2 separate regions of the Homo sapiens genome follow, and region 2 is linked to region 1. Evidence: chromatin contacts called from ENCODE Hi-C or POLR2A ChIA-PET data. All regions are on one chromosome and are shown on one strand. The core of a region is the stretch at or near the end of the contact, and the rest is flanking DNA. Distances in the headings are between cores, read along the strand shown. Region 1 overlaps INPP5D (inositol polyphosphate-5-phosphatase D). Region 2 has its middle 11 kb from the start of INPP5D.

Region 1 (3,664 bases), core at 582-3,081:
ACTACAGGCACCCACCACCACACCCAGCTAATTTTTTGTATTTTAGTAGAGACGAGGTTTCACCGTGTTGCCCAGGTTGGTCTCAAACTACTGAGCTCTGGCAATCTGCCTGCCTCAGCCTCCCAAAGTGCTAGGATTACAGGCGTGAGCCACGGCACCCGGCCCCATTTTCTTTTGGTTGGACAGCTCTGGATAGGCCATAGGCTGAAGGGACCCCTGGATATCACCTGGCTCAACCTTGTCAGGACCCAGTGGGGGAGTACACAGGCTTTCTGCCCTCCAGCCCTCTCCACTGCACCTAGCTCTCCAGCCCTGCCCCTCTGCCCGCAACCTGGGAGGGTGACCTGGAACTGAGCAACTGGTTCCAGTCCCGACAGCCTGGTTTCAATCCCTGCCCACCACATTCTTATCCCGGGGCCTTGGGCAAGTTATGGATCATCTCCATAGACTCTGTTTCTTCATCTGCAAATGGGAATAATAAGAGTCCCTGCCCGAGTGTTTGTATTTTTTTTTCTAATTTGAGACAAAGTCTGTGTCGCCCAGGCTGGAGTGCAGTGGCAAAATCATGGCTTTCTGTAGCCTTGACCTCCCAGATTTAAGTGATCCTCCCACCTCAGCCTCCTGAGTAGCTGGGCCCACAGGCATGCACTACTATGCCATTTTTTTTTTTTTTTTTTTTGTAGAAATGGTACCTTCCTATGTTGCCCAGGCTGGTCTCAAACTCCCGGTCTCAGGAGGTCCTCCCACCTTGGCCTCCCAAAGTGTGGGATTATAGGCATGAGCCATCGTGCCTAGCAGGGTGTTTATATCAAATGAGATGATTCAAAGCATTCAGCACACAGCCTTGCTTAGGGCACACTCTTAGAAAGGCCTTGGTTGTTCTAAGGACTTTTTTTTTTTTTTGAGATAGAGTCTCGCTCTGTCACCCAGGCTGGAGTGCAGTGGCATGATCTCAGCTCACTGCAACCTCCACCTCTCGGGTTCAAGCGATTCTCCTGCCTCAGCCTCCCAAGCAGCTGGGATTACAGGTGCGCACCACCACATCCAACTAATTTTTGTATTTTTAGTGGGATGGGATTTCACCATGTTGGCCAGGCTGGTCTCGAACTCCTGACTTCAAGTGATCCACCGGCCTCGGCCTTCCAAAGTGCTGGGATTACAGGCGTGAGCCTACCACACCGACCAGCATTTGCTGTTTCTGTCCTGTGCTAATTATGGCTGGGAGCCATTTCAGGGGAGTGGAGGAGGGAGGCTGGCCCCAGGGCAGAGAGGAGGGGAAGGAGGGGAAGGAGGGGAAGGTGTGTGTGAGCTGCACAGCCCAGAAGCTGCCCTGCAATGGTCATAAAGCTGGGACTCTGGCCAGGCCTTTCTCCTCACCCCTCAGATGCCAGTCGCACTGCCCTTCTCAGGGAGGCCCCTGACCTCTGCTCTCTGCCCACGCCACACACTCCTTCGCCAGTGCACTCCCTCCCAGGAACTGGCTTCTTTTCCTCCCGTCTGCTCATGCAATGTGTGTCAGGTCCACATGAGCAGAGCTCCTGCCTGCTCAGAAGCTGACCCAGTGCCCAGCCCTGAGGCCAGGATGACCAGGAACTGGTCTGGCTGAGGGGGTGGTTTTATGTGGCCCTAGGAGGTCCGAGCATATTCTGCACAGCGGGGCAGGGGCTGGTGGGAGGGACTGGAAGCCCAGGGAGCGATGGAATCCACACCCGGGGCGGTTGCTGGGCAGCAGGAGGGCGTGGGCGCAGCCAGGATAGCCACGCCAGCCCCACCCTTCTACTGTGGCAGGAAGGAAGGGGGACGAGTGGGGGTGGACGCGGGCAGTTTGCGGTTTGTCAGCAGAAAAGTTGAGAGAGCTTTGCACGTTCGATTGCAGCAATTCTTCTATTTCCTGTTATCTCTGGGACTCTGTCCTGTTCCTGACTCCACTGACTCCAACCACCAAAAACCACTGGCCTCGCCCCTGATGCCAGCCCTGGAGCCCTGTGTGTATACCACCCCACGTGCACACACGGGCACACACACACACACACACAAACACACAGAGAGGCTCTAGCACTTATGCACATGCACTCGGACACCCACCCTCACATACCTAGACTCTCATAAACACACACTCACAAACACAGACACATGGACTCACAGATACTCACACACTCATAGATATGGGGTGGTACACTCATACATGGACTCACATACATAGACTCACATAAACACACTCACAAACACATGCATGGACTCTCACACACTCATAGATACGGGGTGGTACACTCACACACAGATGCACATAAACACACACTCACAAACACACATGCATGGACACACACACATAGACACTCACACACTCATAGATATGGAGTGGTACACACACACGGACTCACATACATAGACTCACATAAATACACTCACAAACACATGCATGGACACACACACACTCATAGATACGGGGTGGTACACTCACACACGGACTCACATATGTAGACTCACATAAACACACACAAACACACATGCATGGACTCACACATACAGACACTCACACACATAGATATGGGTGGTACACTCATACACGGACTCACATACATAGACTCACATAGACACACTCAAACACATGCATAGATTCACACACATATAGACACACACTCATAGATATGGGGTGGTACGCTCACACATTGACTCACATAAACATGCTCACAAACACACATCCATAAACTCTCACACACCTACACAGGCTCACACACTCACATGCACGCTGTCACTCACACAAACTCACATACACAGACCTACTCACACACACATCCTACACAAACACACAGGCTTGCACTCCTACACTTATGAAGACTTCTTGCCCTTGTTACTGCTCTCTGAAGCCAGCAACTCTCCACTGACACCAGCGTTTCCAGATCCAACCTGGTGCACAGGGACCGAGGGCAGGGGCCAGCCACCTCCCGCCTGTGCTTGTAAGGAAGGTCTCACTGGTAACACAGTCACTCCCATTCGCTTTCTGGGTTGCCTATGGCTGCTTTCCCACCAGAAAGGCAGAGAGGAATAGTGTTGAGTGGCCTGCAAAGCCTGAAATATTTACTGTCAGGCCCTTCCCTTTCCTGCAAAAGTTGGCCAATGCCTCTTCTAGGTTCTTGCTTCTTAAAATGGGTCCCACGGGCCGACCAGCAGCGCTCAAGTCGCCTGGGAACCTGTCAGAAACTTGGAACCCTGAGCTCCACCCAAGATCTACTGGGTCGGAACCTGCATTTTAGCTAGATCCCTGGGACTGCTGGTGTAGACCCTGAGTGAGTTTCAGCCAGGGAGACCAATCACCCCTATTTGCTGAGGACTGAGCCAGGATCTGAGGATGTGAGGCTCTCTGTTTTTAACCCGGGGAACTACTGGTGGGATCAGGATGATGTGGTCGCGAGAGTTGAGGCAGAGGGTGTGGGAGGAACACAGGGTCCCCGCCCTGCTCACCCAGTGTGTTTGCAATGCCTGTCTTCACGTTGTCAGTACAGATGTGGCTGATCCGGTTCTCGTGCTCAGGCTTGGCCAGCACCACGATGCGGATGTTCCAGAGCGTGTGGATGGCGACCTGGTGGGAGGACAACGTTGCAATACTCGGCCCAAGTGTAGGGTGTGAACCAGGGCACAGTGATTCACACCCAGCCCCAGCCGC
Region 2 (3,664 bases), core at 474-2,973, 120 kb after region 1:
GGCTGCCATAACTAAGTACCATAGACTGGATGGCTTCAGCAACAGGCATTTATCTTTCATAAGTCTGGAGGCTGGAAGCCCAAGATCAAAGTGCCAGCATGGTCATGCTCTGAGGAGGGCTCTCGTCCTGACTTGCAGGTGGCCGCCTTCTCACCTTGTCCTCCTGTGGCCTTCCCTCCTCTCCTCCTTTTTTTCTATGGCCACCAACCCTGTCAGGTTAGGACTCCATCCTTGTGACCTCATTTAACTTTAATTACCTCCTAAAAGCCCAATCTCCAAATACAGTTACACTGGGGGTCAGGGTTTCAGTATATGAATTTCAGGGGGCGGGACATAACTCCCCTAAAGTACCCAGTACCAGTCCATAGCAGTACCCAATAAACATGTGTTGAATTAATAAAAATGGCCAATATCTATCTACCAGCTAACCACGTGGAAGCACTGCTATGCTCTCTACACGAGTTGCCTCGCTCAATCCTCATGGACAACCCACAAAGGGAAATCCTATTATTATGTCTATTTTACTGGCAGGGAAATTGAGACCAGAGAGGTTAAATAATTTGCCTGCAAGTTAGTGGCAGACCTGAGAATCTAGCTTACATCTGCTTGATCCCAAAACCTCTGTATACGCTACACACCTTAAGTTAAATGAGCTGGAACTTCTGCGCTGGGCTCTGCAATGCATAGGGCCTAGAGCCTCCGGCCTGCTCACCTATACTCTCCCCTGCATCCTCTCCTGTCTGGAAGCCTCCTGGCCTCCCACTGTTACTTTTACACAGACCATTATTGGAATTAGCACAGATAAAGAAATTACTGGGTCTAAGCCCAAGGGGCTGGTCCCCAGCACACAGAAGTGTCAGATGACCATTTTCAGGGTCCTTGGAGATGCGTGTGGCATGGACATTTAGAGGAAATTCCCTCTGGAACAGAAGCATGGGTCTCATCCTACCTTCTAGGTTTTTACTGTGAACTCAAAGATGGCTTGATGAAGCTGGGTGCAGTGGCTCATGCCTGTAATCCCAACACTTTGGGAGGCTGAGGCGGGCGATCACTTGAGGTCAGGAGTTTCAGACCAGCTTGGCCAACATGGAGAAACCCCGTCTCTACTAAAAATACAAAAATTAGCCGGGCATTGTAGCAGTTGCCTGCAATCCCAGCTACTCAGGAGGCTGAGGCAGAAGGATTGCTTGAACCCAAGACGCAGAAGTTGCAGTAAGCTAAGCTCATGCCACTGCACTCTAGCTTGTGCGACACGGCAAGACTCCATCTCAACAAAACAAAACAAAACAAAACAGAACAAAAAGATGGCTTGAAGCACACTTGCTGGAGGTGTGGGAGAGGGAACCAGGGCCGGGGTGGTGGTTAAACCTGTCAAACTGCACATCCCACCCCACCCAGAGGTGATTGGTCTCATTGCAATTGTGACCTAGTTAATCTCCCAAATCTTCAGTTCCAGATCTTCAGTTTGCAATCCAGACTGCAAAGAACTGTGCAGGTTCACCCTAAAGCCTCCCGTTCATCCCGTGACTCCCCTGCTGAGTGATTCCAACAGCTGCTTACTGCCTGTAGGACAAAGTGTGAAATCCTTGACAGTACTTACAAGACTGGAATCTGACCATTTCCTGACTTTTTCTTATTTCCATTCCACCCCTGAGAACTTGGCAGGAGTCCTTACTCCATACCTGGATCCAGCACCTCCTGCCAACTCTACCCATTGTAGCTGCAGCCCAGGGAGTGCCAGCAACTCAAACCTTAGCCTCCCAATCACACTCCAGCCCTCGGGCTGTGATTGCTTCCCCTTTCATCTCTGGCCAGCCCCAAGCCCTGCCCTGACCACCTCCTGTTCCCTCCTCTCCATCACACACATCTGCACAACCTTTGTCCTCCCCATGCCCCTCAACTCCCTCACAGCTCCTTCTTCTCCCGCCACACCCAGCCAAAGGGGCTGCTGGTGTGGCCAGAGAAATGCCTCTGCCAGGCAGCGCAGCCCAGGACAAAACCCGGCTTCCCACTAGCATGGAGACCAGAGCCTTCCAGCCTCTCCCCTGCCTTCTCCGTTGGCTGCGGCACCAAAGCCTGCATTTTTCCAGTGGACCCCGCTTCCCTACCTCACCTCCCCACGCTCCTCAGGCTAGCTCACTTCCAGAAGCCACCAAACATTAAAGCCCCTCACTATTCTGCCCACAGATGCTAGATGGGTCTCCCAGGCTGCTTTCCAATGCGTCCACACCCGCCTCCATCCCATTGTCCCCAGGGGCTCCTCCAGATTCTCCCCTCCTGTGGCTGGGATTGGCTCCCACAGCCACCCCCACACCTCTGGATTTTCTCCCTCTCCTCCCCACCCACTCCTTCCCCTCATCCTATAAGCGAGCTTAAGATTTTTCCATGTTATAAAATAAAAACTTAAAAAATCCTCCCTGACAAAGGTTCTCAGTCTTGGCTGAAAGTCTGAAAGGCCCCACCCCAGACCAATTAAATAAAAATCTCTAAGGTGGGGCCAGGACCTCCCCAGAAGAGTGCCTTGGGTGGCCAAGACTGAGAGCCACAGCTCCCTGCCCTTTCTTCTTGTCTGGGTATCACCTGGGTGATTTTGGAATAAATTGGGGAGCTTTTGGAATAAATTGTCCTCACTCAGCCTCCTACAGCAGCCTTGTCCCCACCCCCAACCCTCCCACCAAAACCTTTTGCAGCAGCTTCTTTCTCCCAGCACCCCATCATCATCATGACCCCTCTACAGTGAGCAACCCTGCAGGCCTCTCCCTCCCTCTCAAAATCCTTCCTGTTGCTCCCCCAAGTTCTACACCTTCCTCCCTGAGCCCCCTTCTTCCCAGGCTTTTGTCCTTGGTCATCCCTTTTGTCTCCTCCATACTCTCCCAGAGCATTTTCCTCACTTGTGGCTTCCAAATCTGTATTTCCGGTCCTGACCTCCTTCAGATCCACACTTCCTGCTGCCTGTGAGGACACCCTATAGACACTTAAAAGCTCTGTCATCTGAATTTTCTATCTTTACACCGAAAACCTGTTCTTCCACACACATCGCCTATCTAGATTGCTGTCACCAAACTGGCTTCTCCCAAGCCAGAAACCACCAACATCTTCATCTCTGCCCCCTCTCTCACCACCCACATCTGATGGATCATCGAGTTCTGGAGCTCCTTGGAATCCATTCCCTTGGCGGCAGCCCCACAGTCCCAGCCTTCTTTGTTGCCTGGACTATTTCGAGAGGGCCTTTGCTAGCCCATCCTCCTCCCGCCTCCTCCTCCAGGACACCCCACTCGCATCTCTGACTCTGTCCCTGCATGCCTACCAGGTATCTCTTTCTAAAATGCAAATCTGAGCCTGCCACTTCTTTAGGTTACATCGCCTGTGGTGTCCCCCGCCCTAGGATGAAATGCAAGCTCCGTGGCAGGTCACACCAAGCTCTTCCAGCCCCACATCTCATTTGCCTTTCCTGGTCTCCTCCTCCCTCTCCCACACTCACTCTGGGCTCCAGTATTACTGAATTGGCACCTTACATATGTCTACTCATTCATTGATTCAACAGATATTGACTAAGAATCTACCATGAATCCAGACCCTGTCCTGGACCCCAGAGATGCAGGAGGGAACAAAACCCCCTGCCCTCCTGGAGCTTATACTCTATGTTGGGTCTTCTTGCCCCGCA

The links. A loop is a pair of places that touch in the nucleus more often than their neighbours do. ChIA-PET counts read pairs that join two places held with the same protein, here RNA polymerase II (POLR2A). Pooled maps may share reads with other maps.
Region 2: a map of PC-9 shows a loop between it and region 1 (8-fold over the local background). The contact joins two enhancer-like sites. A Hi-C loop is called at or near these places in 2 of 168 maps with a recorded cell type or tissue (PC-3 and PC-9) and 2 of 50 pooled maps. POLR2A ChIA-PET finds 5 or more read pairs at or near these places in 4 of 52 experiments (Panc1, activated T-cell, endothelial cell of umbilical vein and 1 more).

What each region holds. Positions count from the first base shown.
Region 1 is chr2:233,164,223-233,167,886 of GRCh38, reverse strand. It overlaps INPP5D (inositol polyphosphate-5-phosphatase D), which reads right to left. Exons shown (of 27, transcript NM_001017915.3): 13 at 3,463-3,580. Among named protein-coding and RNA genes, the nearest start is that of ATG16L1, 86 kb to the left of the region's middle. RefSeq lists an enhancer at 3,615-3,664. Within about 2 kb of position 1,831, at least 12 of the 41 ENCODE cell types and tissues checked have a DNase peak (open chromatin) inside an H3K27ac peak, as active enhancers do; they include PC-3 and PC-9, where a contact is called at or near this core.
Region 2 is chr2:233,047,395-233,051,058 of GRCh38, reverse strand. No RefSeq gene overlaps it. Among named protein-coding and RNA genes, the nearest start is that of INPP5D, 11 kb to the left of the region's middle. Within about 2 kb of position 1,723, at least 2 of the 41 ENCODE cell types and tissues checked have a DNase peak (open chromatin) inside an H3K27ac peak, as active enhancers do; they include PC-3 and PC-9, where a contact is called at or near this core.